2 separate regions of the Mus musculus genome follow, and region 2 is linked to region 1. Evidence: chromatin loops called from intact Hi-C (ENCODE). Cell type or tissue: left cerebral cortex. All regions are shown on one strand.

The links. A loop is a pair of places that touch in the nucleus more often than their neighbours do. Peaks named below come from ENCODE experiments on the same cell type or tissue, not always from the same donor. Only the 100,000 strongest peaks of a DNase experiment are listed, where the experiment ranks them.
Region 2: a loop joins it to region 1, with 2.6 times the contacts of the local background. A loop is called at or near these places in 14 of 42 quality-filtered maps.

What each region holds. Positions count from the first base shown.
Region 1 is chr7:128,458,335-128,466,334 of GRCm38, forward strand. It overlaps Tial1 (Tia1 cytotoxic granule-associated RNA binding protein-like 1), which reads right to left and starts at 3,339. Exons shown (of 12, transcript NM_001347640.1): 1 at 2,791-3,339. The coding sequence starts at 2,822. It overlaps Gm32816 (a long non-coding RNA gene), which reads left to right and starts at 3,386. Exons shown (of 4, transcript XR_378509.4): 1 at 3,386-3,918. In left cerebral cortex, a CTCF peak has its summit at 4,228; DNase peaks (open chromatin) are centred at 2,084, 2,241, 3,101 and 3,460; H3K4me3 peaks cover 2,323 bases; H3K27ac peaks cover 1,106 bases.
Region 2 is chr7:128,665,087-128,673,086 of GRCm38, forward strand. It overlaps Inpp5f (inositol polyphosphate-5-phosphatase F), which reads left to right. Exons shown (of 20, transcript NM_178641.5): 7 at 2,511-2,709; 8 at 3,328-3,507; 9 at 4,845-4,912. Among named protein-coding and RNA genes, the nearest start is that of Inpp5f, 58 kb to the left of the region's middle. In left cerebral cortex, CTCF peaks have their summits at 1,925 (motif pointing left) and 4,702 (motif pointing left); DNase peaks (open chromatin) are centred at 1,397, 1,553, 2,654, 7,034 and 1 more place; H3K4me3 peaks cover 232 bases; H3K27ac peaks cover 1,308 bases.

The sequences.
Region 1 (8,000 bases):
AGGTTGAATGAAGTGTATCCTACAAGGCTGGTCTACTTCAAACACAAGTATTTCAAGTACTATGATCTCATTGGTTTGTTTTTAAGATCACTAATAACCCCAAATAAATGTCAAATAAGAATGAGAACACCAGAAAACAGACCTTTAAAGCATCTATATGACAAACAGGATTTCAGACTCAACATCAAGGCAATTCTATACCACTTTAAATACCATCAAATAAATTAGTAATACTGTAGATAATGAATATTTAAAAACCTACCTAGGCTATAAACACCATATTGTTTTCTGAAGATAACCATATGTCTTAGCTTGTGTGTGTCTGTAGGAAGAAAACCTTACTAGTAACACACAGGCATTTTAAAGTAAACAAGTTAAGATAAGCTTTATTTAGAGTACATTATTTAAAACCATAGTAGCCACTTGAGAAGCCTAATCCATAGATCACAATGCAAAATATAGGCCCTTCATAAGTAAAATCATATCCTATTAAACATTTACTTTGATGTAAAGACTTTACATTAGGTTTACATATATATATACATGTAATATATACATGTGTATGTATACATATATATATGTGTGTGTGTGTGTGTGTGTGTGTGTGTATATATATATATATATATATATATATATATATATATATAAACAAACTTCAGGAAGTATGACAATACCTGTAATTTAAATCAATCAAAAAAATTAAAAACCAGACAACACTATTTTAACCAAAGTACATTTGTAAAAAATTTGAGCACCTCTTATTTTTCAGAGTGAACTAAGCGCAGGAAAGGTTAAGTCCTAGGAAGCTGTACAGTCCTTATACTTAAAAACATAACAAAACCACCTCAACTTCCCATGGAGAAAAGTGGGAAAAGGAAGGTATATGAACACATACTGACACACAGGAACAACAGAGCTAAGATGTTTATTCACTCATGTGTATACATCACAGTTTTAGGTAACCAAACATAGACACCTGAAATGTCTTTCAGAAAAAAAGACAAGAGATCTGAGATGATAAATGTATGAAATATTAAAATTTAGCTCTGGTCTAAAGAAGATGATAGAGTGGATGCAAAGAAATTACAGGAATTAAAAAAAAAAAAAAACAGAAAAGGAATACTATGTAACAGACAAAAACAAGAAACCTCTTCTAAGGAACAAATAGATGCAGTTAATGAGACCTGAGAATTTACCAATTACCCAGTAGCTATTATGATGCAATGATGACATTTCAGGTATTTTAGATACAATGTAACTGTCATCTTCCTTGAATATATACTTGCTAGGCCTTCCCAGATACTTGCTAGCTTTCCCAGATGCTGGAAGATCTCACACACAGAAAGATTTTCATTCAGGGGGTATAATATGTTTAGGATGTTTTCAAGTTTAAAAAAAAAAAAAAAAAAAAAAAAAGATGTTTTCAAGTTTCCCAAGCCAGATGTTAAGCGAAATAAAAATGTAAAGTATAAACAATGCTCAAAAAATATCTGTTATCAACACTGAATATACATATGGACCTTCTTTACTGAACATATTTTCTGTGCTACGCATGAAGCTCTGAGAAGCTAGCTAGTCAGAGGTCCTGAATGTCTATCCACCGTCGTCGATTCCCTAAAAAGTACTTTCCCCATCAGCTAACCCAGCCAAGTGGACTCTGACCATCATACCAATCAATACTAGGCAGTGGGAGGCAAGAGAGACAAAGCAGTAGGCTGACTCTATGTATTTACTCCAGGCAGGAGTAGTAGGCCTGGAGAGGCTGGGAAAACCCAAGGTGCTCACTTTAAACAATGAATTGGAAATTACTCAGACTAAGGAAAAAAAAAAAAGAGTGCCACACTATTTGGAAAGGAATACAGACGCTGAGTCATCACTCTGCATGGGAGGGGGGGCCGGCGGAGGGGGGTAGGAAACGCCAATTAAGCGGTTGGAAGATGCGATTCATTCATTAGATTGGGCTTCAGGTGAAACCCGACAGCTATACCGCGAAAAATAGCACTCAAAAGACAGGTAACAAATAGCGGGAGCAGTCATCCTTTTATCCAACTCCGATGGTCCGGACGCACAAACGGATTAGGAAGCGGCATCACTAACTGAGCGAAAGGAGTTTAACTGGTTGTCAGGTTGGCGCAGTAAGCGCTCAAAGTAAACTTCGTTATCCAAGGGACAGAGGTGGTGCACGGTGGCGAAAAGCAATCACTTTGGCACTTCAAAAGCAGCAGGCGCTAGGCGGGTGTTTCTGACAGCGTGGGGCACGTGGGGCAGAAAGAGACAAGGGGCTCCTCTGGTTAAAGAGTGGTAGACTGGGGAGAAGGACTCGGAGCGACTGAGGCTGAGGACGTGGACTGCTGAGGACGTGGACTGAGGCTAAACGTTCAAGCCAAAGGATGCAGTAGTGGTCCCACCCCCGCCAAGCCCTGCCCCCGTAGGGACCCACAGCTCCTGGCTCAGCCCGGAGCCCCCAAAGCACAGGGGGAACAGTAGCTCTCCCGCGCCTGACAGCCTCAGCCGTGCACAAGCCCAGCCAAGCAAGAGTGTGCAAAAGAAGGGGTCGGGAGGAAAAAGTCGAGACAAGCCCTAGACCCTAGGAAGTGACTGTGTTTGGGGGGGAAGGGAGGGCTTCCTTCTCTGGGAAGGGGGACAGATGAGGAATGCACTTCACAGCCGCGCCACCGCGACGCCCGGCTCTCCGCTTCTAGTCCCGGGCTCCTGCTCTCCCTTCCTCCCTCCGCTTCCCGCAGTGCCCGGGCCACTCGGTGCCTGGCACCCCGGGTCTCGGGTACTCACAGAGTCCGGGGCTGTCCGTCGTCTTCCATCATGGTGGGTGCGACGGAGTGATCCCGGGACAAGGGGGAGGGCAGGGCTGGGGAGGGGAGGGGGCGGGAAGGAAGGGGAGGGGGGCTCCGGGCGCCGGCTGGGGACAGAGGAAAAGGTACTGAACCCCGCTCTCGGGTCCGCTCCCCCCAGCCCGCTCCGGACACTGCGCTCCAACCAGGAGGAGCAGGAGGAGGAGGAGGATGAACAAAATGGCCGCCACCACCAGCCAGGCAGGAAACGCGGCAGGGCGCAGGCGCGGCCCGCCAGGTCACTGCTCAGGCCAGCTGCGACGGCCTGTCCGGCAAAAGTAGCTAAAGAGACAGAAAGCCCGGCCAAAGAGTACACCCTGCGACTGGACACGACGGAGCACGTTGTCGCTGTGGGCCTGCTGGCCAGTCAAGACCTATCCGGGTCCAAGAGAGACCCAACACAGAGAGAAAAGCCGCGAAACCAAGTCTCCGGGAATTGCGGTCCCGGGAAAGTGGGGGAAGCCCTTCTCCAGTGGCCTTCTGGGAACTGTAGTTCAAGGCAGACCCTGCGCCTGCCGGAGCGCGAAGGAGAGATTTCTGGGTAGTGTAGTCGTACGTGAGGACGTGCCGCGACTAAGTAGTCGGCGTGCCGGGATAGAGCGAGGAATAAAAGGCGGGCGGCCGAAATAGAGAGGAGCTGTCCGGGAAGTAAACTACAAATCCCAGAGTGCCTCGCGCCGGGGCCCGCCCCAGGATCGCTCTTAGCATCTTAAGGCTCTTCTGTTGGTCCAGTGTGAGCTTCTGCTCCGCCTCCGTCCAGCCCCAGAGCGGTTTCTTCAACTGCAGATCAGGCGGTGTGCTGGCTCCGCGTGGTTCTCCCGTCAGCCGGCCTTGCCCGCCTCTACTCTCAGAACTGCTGGTCCGTGTTCAACAACCGACGCCTCACGCGACGGGCAAAAGAGTGGCAACTCTGAACCCGGAGAGATGTAGCGGACATCGGGCAACACCAGATCCAGCCTTGTCTTTGAGCACGTGTTCTAACCAGATAGGCCTTTCTAGACTATACCGCTTGTAACTTGCTTTACAAGTTCCACAAGGATCGCTACCCATTATCTCATCGGATTAGTGGGTAAGGCTGCAAAAGAGCAGCCCCTCATTCAAATGGCTTGTACCGCTCTTTCAAATCCCTACTTAAAACTTAAATATTCGCGTGGTGGCGCACAGTGCTACTGAACAGGAGGATAATGGATTTAAGGCCAGCCTAGAAATAGATACCAAGACCTTATCAAAAACTAATAATCAGTGAAAACAGCAAAGAGGCTCAACGACCAGGTCTCATGCCAAAACAGTCTGGAGTTCGGTATTGGAGGACACGGGCTGCTAGTATTGAGATGCTAAAGCAAGAGAGGAGATAGAATCATGACAATCTACTGGATGTACACCACATTTGTGGCTGAGGCCCCTAGGGGTCAGACGAAGGGATGGCATTCCCTGCCTGAGACTGGAGTTAACAGTGGTTGTGAGCTGCATATGAGTGCTGAGAACCAAACTGGAAGCCACTGTAAGTGTGCTCTTAACCAGCTCTCCCGTGCCCCCAGCTGCACACTGTCTCATTGAAGGAGAGAAAAGGTCTGGTGGCCAACAGAGAGCTTTGGGGTAGCTTATAGATCTGCTTAGCTGCATACTGAAACCCTACCTGAATTTACAGGTACAGTGGGAGATTGGAGGCTGCTTCTCCATGAGCCTAGGAAGGAGAGAGTAAGTCTGAACGAGAAACGGATTATATCCCAAAGTGAAAAAGGAAAGAGCAACTGGGCGTGGTGGCGCACGCCTTTGATCCCAGCACTTGGGAGGCAGAGGCAGGCGAATTTCTGAGTTCGAGGCCAGCGTGGTCTACAGAATGAGTTCCAGGACAGCCAAGGCTATACACAGCAAATCCTATCTCGAAAAAGCCAAAAAAAAAAAAAATTAATTTTTTTTTTAAAAAAGGAAAGGAAAGAACTTCAGAGAGCTTCAGAAATCTACACAAGTGAAACAAAGGGGTCAGAAAAAAAAATAGGGAAGGGAAGAGGTGGGGAAGGCACCAAGCTCAGCCTCAGCCATACAGTTCCCATCCACTTCCAAAAGGTAAGCCAAATGAAACGCAGGCAGTCCTATACCCAGAACAAGCCCACAACCCTTGTAAGCCTTAAATCCAGGTTTGACGCAGCAGTAATTGCCCCAGCAGAAAAATTCAACAGCAGAGAGAATCTTATCTTGTCACACTGTATGACTCAGAGGCCAGTAGCCAGAAGCAATCTGAAGGGAGAATCTATTTTTAAAAACAGCTACCTGGGGACCTGAAACCAGGGAGCGCCCACAGAGCCTCAACCTGTTAGCATCCCAAGACAAAGAGAGGTCCACACATGCTGTGTAGAGAGCAGGAAAGCTAGTCACCAACAAACCAAAGGATGCAGGTGACAGAATGTTCTCAGGCTGGGAAAACCATGGAGAAATTATTAGGTGGCTATGAGACCCATGGGTGGATCAAATTCTAGAGTCACCTACCTGTTACTACTGTTAGTGCTTAAGGATACTGGCATTCCAAGGGGTGTTTCTGATACCCACAGCTGGATCCCTCCAGCAGGGTGGTTAGTATTCAGGAGGTCTTGTAAGCATGAAGCTGGGGCCTCTAGCTGTCCCAGGCTGCAGTTCATACCCCATTGCATTTAGGAGACGCCCTTCAGCTAAAAGGGTTATCCCAGCAGTGTGATGTGGAGAGTCGGGACAGAGTGAGAAAATCTGCCTAGTCCACAGAAAGTAAAACTTGACCAGCAGACATCCCTGCTGCACAAAAAAGAAAAACAGCCACTGTGAAGACAGATCTGGGAGACAGGAGACAATCAGTACCCATTCCACAGCATCATAAGGCATAGGAACACCAGAGTCTCGCTTCAACTGACACCCCCTCCTTATGCTGAACATACAATCTTTCTTTTTCTGAACTCTTTATTTTTCAGAGGTTGTAAATTTTGGGTATGTGTATGGGTAAGTGCACAGGTATGGCACGGCGGTTCCTGAGAGGCCAGAAGCATGAGCTGCCCCTGAAGCTGGAGGTAGTTAAGAGTCGCCCAACAATGTGGGTACTAATACTGAAACTCGGGCTCTCTGCAAGAACATTGTGTGCTCTTAACCACTTAATTTGGTCTCCAGTTTTTTGAGAACCTGGAAAGAAGTCACTCTAATGCCTCAACTTCCCAGTAAGAACCTTTCATTCCCCAACCTAAGCCCCCCTTGTTACTTAGCCTCTCTGGGTCTGTGAATTGTAGCATGATTATCCTTTACAGCTAATATCCACTTATAAGTGAGTACATATGTTTCTACAATATAACATGTCAGCAATATAAAAAAATATCTTGGAATAGCTCAGTTGGTTGAACTGAGGCCACAAGTTCAACCTCTAGCACAACAAACATTGGTTATAACCATGCACACGTGTAGTTGCAGAACTTGGGCGGTGAAGAAGGCAGGAAGATCAGAAGTGTAAGCTCTATAGTGAGTACAAGGACATTCAGGGATACATGAGAATCTGTCTCAGAAGAACATACAAAGTAAATATTTAAAGCTCTGATGAGAAACATTAACTCATTTATAAAGGCAGAAGAAGATCAGACCCCATCAGCAATCCTCAAATCCAGGGAAGCATGGAATGGTATATTTCAGCCCTGAAAGAAAATAATTGCCCATCAAGATTTCTGTAGCTAACAAAGCTATCTTTTAAATTTCACAGGCATTTCAAGTCAAGCATAGACTAATACCGTACATGACGGTCAGACCAAGGCTGGAGAAATACTTAAAAGAATGTTATACAGAGGAGAGGGGAAGTCTCAGTCACAAATCACAAAAAAAATAATGAATTTCATAAAACGAATAGCTGAACAAATTAAAACTAAGAAGGAATCCATCATGATCTACACAGTAATCCAGGGAACCTCTGATACTGATAGGGGAGAAAGTAAAAAACAAACAGTAATCCAACCAATGAGAGAAACAGTGGACAAAATTACAGTAGTTAGTATGCATCTCTCATACTAGTACCCTTAAATATAAATGGCCCCACCTTGCCAATAAAGCGATGCAGAGTGTCTAACTAGAATTAAAAGACTATATCCAACTATCCGTTGACTGCAAGAAACACATCTCAGTGATGAAGACACTAACAGACAAAGTCGAAGGATGGAAAGCAAGCCAGGGGAAACAAAAGCATGCTGGCATAGCCGTTCTAACATCGGATAAAGTAGATTTCAAAATTAAAGAAATGAAGGCCTCTATATATTAATAAAGGAGAAAATGCATGAAGAAGACACTAAACAATTGTGTATATGTAAAAATCCATTTTTCTTTCCCATTCCCTGCTCCCAGAATGATGACTCGAGACTATTTATTAATAAATGCCTTGGCCACAAGCTTTGGCTTATTCCCTGACTGGCTTGTAATGTATTTAACCCATTCAAACTATTTTATGTCTTCCACATGGTTAGTTACCTCTCCTTCAGTTCCGACCTGCTTCCTTTGTGTATTCCAAGCATCTTGCTTGGACCTTTTGCACCTCTATCTCCTAGAATTCTCTCTCTTCCTGCCAGTGCCCCACCTTTTTCTTGCCTCAACTCCTTGGCCATCAGCCTTTTTATTGACAGGTGATGCTTTTAAGAGATGATAGATAGATAGATAGATAGATAGATAGATAGATAGATAGATAGATAGATAGATAGACAGGTAGGTAGATTGATAGACAGGTAGATAGATAGGTAGATATAGATGCATGGCTTCTGATATTGAGTGGTTCTAGTATCCTAAATAGGTAACACAAACTAAAAATAAAACCTCAGTTAAATACATCATAGATCAAATAGACTTAACCAGTATCTTCAGGATATTCCATCCAACAGAAACAATATACATTTTTCTTAGCAGCTATGAAACATTAAATAGACCATAAAATAGACCACACTCAACATCATAAAGTCTTATCAACTGCACAAAATAATATCTCTTATTAGATAATAGTGCAATCAAACTAGAAATCGATTGCAAGAACTATAGAAACTATACAAATGCATAGAAACAATAACACACTCTGGAATGAGCATTGAGGAAATTAGAGAGGAAATGTTAGTTTGCAAAAGCAAGTGAAAATGAAAGCAGAACCTTTGGGATATGTCTAAGGCAGTT
Region 2 (8,000 bases), 210 kb after region 1:
GGGTTGAGCAGAGAAGAGTTTTATTATGGCTGGTGATTTCAACACATCATCGTGGGTGGGGGGGGGGGGAAGCGTTTTGCCGTGGTGGGCCAGGCAGTAGGGAGACAGAGATACGGATGTTCACTTCCCCCTTTATGCTGTCTGGGCCTCAGACGATGGATGATACCACCTGGGTACGTCTTTTCTTTACAGTTAGTTCTAGAAACAGACACAAAGATGCACCCAGAGGTCTGACTCTTATTCTAGGTGATTCTGAGTCCAGTCAAGTTGACTGAAGATTAGCCATCAGGTCCTATTACGCATGTTGGAGAATTATGGCTGAGGGCTCTGTTTGCTGTGTGCTTTAGACACTGAACACGAGACAAAAATAACGGAATGGGGTCATCTGTTAGCTTCCTTAGCCTTTCAGCTATTTTTCTTTCCCCATTTCTCCTTTACTGATGGTTCATAGCAGTTACTGAAATCTTAACTAGTGCATTTTCAGCCAGACACCTACTGTGAGGTTGAGGCATAGGGCGTTCTTAGCTTTCTGATACTGATCATGCAGTAAGTGACCCTCAAACTCAGTGACAGGAGACAAGTAAGGGCGTTGATAATGAGTATTTGTTTTTATGATGACAATGTGGAATTCCAGTGTTTGGTGAGCTTTGTCAGACACTTTCACATTACTGTGAAAAGCTAAAGTATAAGTAGTGAGAATAGTAGTAAAATGAAGACTGTAGGCTAAGCCTTTACCTCATTGTTGCCATCGCCATCCTTCTGAAGGTCTGAGTTACAGAGAAAACACCAAGTGAAACTAAGCCCGGAAATGAGTAGGACCAACAGTGCAGAGAACAGAGGACAGAGTGGGACCCATAGTGCACAGCACAGAGGACTGGGTGGGACCCATAGTGCACAGCACAGAGGACTAGGTGGGACCCACAGTGCACAGCACAGAGGACAGGTGGATTTGGAACTGATGTTGAAGAGGGGTGTGATAGCACACGTCTATAATCCCACACTCCAGAAATTGAGACAGGACAATCTGGACCACACAAGAAGACCCTGTCTCAGAGCAAAGTGTGTGCGTGTGTCTGTGGATGTCAGAAAGCGACTTCAGATGTCGTTTCTCAGGTGCCTGGTTTATGTAGAGACAAGTTCTCTCACTGGCTTGGAGCTCACCAAGTAGGCTAGGCTAGGCAAGCAATGAGCCCCAGGGATCCACCTCCCTCCACCTCCCCAGCACTAGGTCACAAAGCGCATGTCCCATGCCTGGCTTGACGTTAACACAGAAGTGCTTTAGACGGAGCCTCTCCTCAGTCTTACTCTGCTGCTTTTGCAACAGGACCTGATCTAGTCCAGTCCATTTTCAAACTTAATACGTAGCTAAAGATGACACTGAACTTCCTACCATGTTTCCTCCTCCAAGTGCCTGCTTTAAATTCTTAATGTGTTTCGTTTAGAAGAACAGAAGACTCTCTGAATAGGGCTCTCCTAATTAGTTAGATGACATTTTAAAATGAGACATTTATGGAAATCCTCTCTGCTGTTCATTTACTATTTGAATTTTAGGCTGGTGAAGAAAGTGTTTCTCTAAAGCAGGTTGTGAAGTGGAGCTGAGCTGAGGCAGAGCTCAGCTGCAGAATGCTTCCATGGCATCCCTACAAATGACAGCAACAGAACTGGGCATGCTAGTGTGTGCCCGCCGCCCAGTATGTGGGGGTGGAGGTAGCATGTACCTGCCAGCCGGTACCTGGGGGCTGAGGCAAGGCCCCTACCTAACATTCCAAGCCTGTCTGAGCTGCAGAGTGAAGCTCTGCCCAAAGAAAAAGGGGGCTGGAGAGATGGTTCAGCAGGTACAAGCATCCGGTGCTCTTGGAGAGGGTCTAGGTTTGGTTCTCAGCACCATCCCCAGTAACCCCAGTTTCTGGGGATCTGACGCCCTCTTCTGGCCTTCGCAGCACCATATGCATGGTGCAGACACAGACAGGCGGGCACAGCTACATAATAAGTGGGTTTCTTTATTATTTTTGAGTAGTGAACTGTTTTGTAATGGATGGATCGGGACAGATTGCATTTTGTTATGGGCTAATGCAAGTGAACTTTGGAACTCAGCTTTAAAGCTTTGCCTTCCTATATCTAAAGGAACAGCTATCAGAGCTCCGTGGTTAACTACTTGTTGGCAGGCAGTGCACTTTACTTTACACATGCTTATATACAGCCTTAGGAGGCCCCAGTAGTCCCATTCCACAGAGGACATCGAGACATAGGTAAGCGAGCACTCTGTCAGGTGGTGGAGTTTGAGTTTGTGTGGAACAGCTTGGTGCTCGGGCATGTTCCCTGTCAGGAGAAAGTCATTGTAAAGGAAAGGGAAGGCCTCGTCCTCCCCTGCCGTCCTGTGAGTAGAACATGAGGTTGAGAAAGGGCCTGTGCTTGTGGCAGGCTGACTGGAGGCTCTGCTCAGTCATTTGGATTTAAGTAAGTAGCAGTGCTGTGCAGAATATAAACAACGATGTTTGTTCCCATCCTAGACTCCGGATGTGGACTTCTGGATCATCCCCATTATCCAGGGTTTTGTGCAGATTGAAGAACTTGTGGTTAATTACAATGAGTCCTCGGATGATGACAAGAGCAGCCCAGAGACGCCCCCTCAGGACTCCACTTGTGTAGATGACATTCACCCACGATTTCTAGTGGCTCTTATATCTCGAAGAAGTAGGCACAGAGCAGGTAAGTAAGAGCATGCAAATGAAATGCAGGCAGGAGTGGAGGAGCTGCAGATGTGTGGAAATGCAAATGACAATCATGGCCTTGAAAGCACTGTTAGCTCGGAACTCCAAAGGCTGGGATACAATTAGAGACGGATTTCTGCAGTGGAGGAACAGGGCAGACTTAGCAAGTCAAACAGAGCAGGCTGCATGCACATAGACGATAAGGAAGTCACTTGGGATGTGTCTGAGGACAGTGTTCCAACTAAAAGCCTGTGTCACAGTGATAAATCCTTTCAGAGTGCTAACTAGCCCCTTTGGGAAAACCGTTACCTTTCATTCAAAGGATTCAACTTAGCAGTGCTGGGTACAGCCGTGGTCTTGGTATGTTGTTGTTGTTGTTGTTTACCTCTCGGTGTGTGGGCTTCCCAGGTTTTCCTGTAGATAGGTAATTAAGAAGCACAATCTAATCAGACAGATTTGTTGAGAGTTTTGCTATGTAGCCCAGGCTGGCCTCGAACTTTCTATTCTCTTGCCGCAGCCTGCAGAACATTGAAATATTAAGTGTGTGTTCCAGTACCAAGCCACGCTGAATGTTTTTTTAATAACTGTCACTGCATTCTGTTTAATTTTCTTTCAGGAATGCGGTATAAACGAAGAGGAGTGGATAAAAATGGAAATGTTGCGAATTATGTGGAGACTGAGCAGTTAATCCATGTTCATCATCATACCCTGTCATTTATCCAAACTCGAGGCTCTGTGCCGGTCTTTTGGAGCCAGGTTGGGTATCGCTATAATCCAAGACCTCGGCTAGACAAAAGTAAGCACGCCAGCTATTTGGTTTACAAGTGAAGATTTCGATGAGAATTTTTAAAAAATCAGGTGCCAGGGCTGGTGAGATGGCTCAGAGGGTAAGAGCACTGACTGCTCTTCCAAAGGTCATGAGTTCAAATCCCAGCACCACATGGTGACTCACAACCATCCATAACGAGATCTGATGCCCTTTTCTGGAGTGTCTGAAGTCAGCTACAGTGTACTTACACGTAATAAATAAATAAATCTTAAAAAAAGATCAGGTGCCAGATAGGTATGAATTTGTCTCATTTAAAACAATAACTCTCAGGGCTGGGATATGACTTTGAGGTATGGTTTCCTGACCAGCCTGCTAGAAGCCCTGTTCAATCCCTGTACTAAAAACTACACAACAAAAGCCATGCCTCCCACTGTGAGGAAGTAGCCTCAGGACCCGGTCCTTTCCTGGATGTTGCAGTTTCTCAGCAGGCTGATAAAGCGCCTCACTTCACAGAGTCTGAACTGCTTGCTTTGAAGTTTATCTTCTAGAACATTTAACCCTGGGAAAGAATGACTGTAGCCAGTGTCTGTAGAAGCAGAGAGTGTATTAACTAGACACTAGTGCACAGGAAATCAGTGAGAGATAGGGTTTTTTTTTTTTAAACATTTAAGAGTTATTTTCTTAGACTATTTTAACTTTAGTATCAAACCATCATTTTAATTTTTTTATTATAATTCACATAAAACCTTTACTGAAAGGTAGGGTATGTGTGGGTGTATGCGCATGTATGCATGTGTGTGTGCCTGTGTGTGCATTTATAATTTCATAGTTGGTACTTTCAGATATATTTTAGCTCATTCTAGTTGGAAAAAAGAAATCTTAATTTAAAATGATGGTTAGACAATCTTACATTTAAACTGTTAATGAATTATTAAAAAGTAAGAATGGGCCCTGCAGTAGTAGTGCATGCCCTTGATCTAGCACTCAGGAGGCAGAGGCCAGCGGATCTCTGGTCTACAGGGTGAGCCCTGGGGCAGCCAGTGCAATACAGAGAAACCCTGTCTTGAAAAATAAATAAGAAAGTAAGAATAAAGATGGGGTAGGTGGGGCTGGAGAGGTGGCTCAGTGATTAAGAACACTGACTGCTCTTTCAGAGGACTCAGTTCAATTCCCAGCAACCACATGGTGGCTCACAACCATCTGTAATGGGATCTGATGCCCTCTTCTGGTGTGTGTGAAGACAGCTACAATGTACTCACATATATGAAATAAATAAATCTTAAAAAAAAAAAAAGATGATAGCGTAGGCACGCGTCTGTCTCAGCACTGGAAGGAGAAATGGATTTTGTATTGCTTCTTTGCAGGTGAGAAGGAAACGGTTGACTGTTTCTGTGCCCATTTTGAAGAACAACTGAAAATTTACAAAAAACAGGTGGGCTTTAGTATGTAGTAAGAACAATTTCCTTACATGTGGAATTCCATGAATAAAAACCATGTACTGTTCATAATTAAACAGCCACTTTTAGCGTGAAGATTAAACATGAGTAAGCTAAGAATACTCTCGAATCAGCTGCTTTAGCTGTTTGGAGAAAATGAAGTAGATGCTGGCAGTTGTCACAGACTAGGATAGGCCTCTCAGGACCTTGTGTGCTCACACGTGGAGTACAGTTAAATAAGGCAGAGTGGACTGAAACCCTCTTGGTGGAAAACAAGGCCAATAATTTTGATATGAGAGTAATATATGAAAGTAATGTTCTTGTCTCTTAGGAATGACCAATCTGACTGTATAATGACATGGGAGTCATTTTTTTCCTGGCCAGCCTGGTCTACATAGAGAGTTCCAGTCCAGCTAGCCAGGCAATATGGTGAGACCCTGTCTTAAAGTAAAGGAGAGGAGAAAGATGCTGAGTTCCTGCTTCAGGAATGGACAGACTCAGTGCTGCATGTCTTCCGTTCTTCCCAGACTAGTGTCTAGTTCATGTAGCTTCAGCCAGAGACTCATAGGCAACAGGAAGAAAAAAAAGTAGGAAAGAAAAACAATCATTATTTAATAATCATATTCAAAATTTAGATAGTTTTATAATAGATAAAAGCAGGTATTTGCTTTTAAAAATGGAAACTCATATATTGCTAGCAATAACACAAGTTGGTAAGGCACTTTGAATGTAATTATCAATTAAAATAAAACATGATAATACTTAACTATACTTTTCTTTTTGATACCCACTACACACACACACACACACACACACACACACACACACGCGTGTGTGTGTGTGTATAATTCTGAGAAAGACTCTTGATCTGAATGTAAAAGGTTAAACATTAAAGATTTCAGAAGACAGCATAGTGTTTCAAACTGAGTCATGAGCAGGATTTATAAAAGCAGTTTCCTTATCTTTCTTTGTTTCAAATGTATGATTGTCTATCACATTTTATTAGTCACTTGATAAAGAATAATGCCCAACCAGGAAATAGTTATTTTTGGGCTGGAGGGATGTCTCAGCGATTAAGAGTATGTACGGCTCTGCAGAGGATCTGGGTTTGGTCCCAGCACCCACTCACACAAAGAGAAGAGAAGAGAAGAGAAGAGAAGAGAAGAGAAGAGAAGAGAAGAGAAGAGAAGAGAAGAGAAGAGAAGAGAAGAGAAGAGGTGACATGACATGTGTCTTCAGTCCCAGCACTCTGAGCCAGGGGCAGGAGGATCTCTGTGAGTTCGAGGCCCTGAATGTGTAATCTCAGGGCTCTTAAGGAGAGCTTGGACGTGGAGAAAGGAGAATCCTAGAGCTCTGTAGGCCAGCTTGCTGTAACCAATACAGACACTGCCCCAAACAGGATGGAAGACAAAGGCCTACATCTAAGGTTGACCTCTGACCTCTGCACATGTGCTATGCTGTGTATTCACCACACAAAGATACATACATGTACAAAACAACAACGCTAACCATAATGGAAAGGGACTAACTTGATTTTTACTTTACGATTTTTTACTATTTGTTATTTCTGGTTATGCACAATTGAAACGCATGCATAAAATAAATACTTTTTAAAAAGGCATTATGAAGAGAATGAAAGGTAATTCAGAGATTAGGGGAGGCTGGAGAGTTAAGAGCTCTTGTAGAGGACCCAGGTTCCAACCCTAGAATACATATGGTGGCTCACAACCATGAGTAAGTCCACTTCCGGGGAATCTGACACCTCCTTTTGAGCTCTGAGGGCAGCAGGCACACACATGGTACACACAGGTACATGTAGGCAAAACACACATAAAATAAATCTTTAATAGTTAAGATTTGGTCTGTTATCTCGCAGCACATTTAAATGTCTTCTAAACCCATTAAAAAGGATGTACAATACAAAAAAAACTGGACAGAATAATGTAACAGGATTTTATGTACAAGGATATTTTATAAAGTCAAATCCATCAGAGAAGGTGCGTCATCTCATTAATCATCAGGGAAATGCAAATTAAAGCCATGACTCACACACTGGGGAGCTGAGGGGAACCGCTGAGAAGCGTCAAGTCTGGGAAAGGATGCAGAGCAATTAGCACTTAAATCGGCAAACAGGACTCCAAGTGTGCTCAGTCACGGGTGCTTATGCAAGAGCCTCACTGCAGCATCAGAGCCAGCGGCTGCTGAGGGCGGCATGAAGGACTGGATGTGGTCAGGAATGATTTGGTCTTATTCTGCATTGAGTTCCTTAATAATGTGTTGATTCGTGTTGATTCATGCATTATTGATATTCCTAATTGTAAGTAGCATTAGAAAGAATAAGCCATATTTAAATGCAACACAAATTGTTAAAAGGAGCAATACTGAGGTGTGCACGCCAGGAAATAACCTCTTCCCACACTTGTCCCTGCTCCCCGTTGACGCACGTCAATATCTAGAGGCGGGCGCTGAGCAGACACCTCCTGGCCTCCAGCAGGAGCCTGGCAGTGTTCATTTATCTGTGTTATCTGTGTCCTTCTCCTGGGTAATTGCTTTCTGCGATGAGGGGCCCACGGTCAGGGTGACTCATCCGTGTGGCTGCATTGCGCTAGCTCATAATTGGTTTAGGCTGGAGCTGTTTGACAGAAGGTCTGATGTGGGAAAAGCTTCCTGCTCTAATAAAAGATATACCGGAACCCACAGTGCCCCTGAGGCTGCTTTGTCAGGATTTGATGTTAGGGACTTTTGCATCTGTCTCAAGATGGTGAATGAAGCAGTCGGGCGTTTATCCAGTGTGCTGCTGGGGAAGCAATGAGGGAATGGCAGAGGGAAAGGCAGAAAGAACCCGAGTCCTCAGTGGTTTACTGAAGTCACTGCACTCAGCCTTGCGGCTTCCAGGCTTGCCTTGAGATTTGAGTTAGCAATCTATTGTTTGTAGCAAGGTCACCTGACACCCGCACATTCACCATGGGCTGAAGTCACAAAGAGCTGGCAGTGCACATACTGTTCTGCAGTGAAGTCTCTGGCTGTTAGTCTTTTCCCCAGAATTCTTAGGTTAGGCAGTGGTGGCACATGCCTTTAATCCCA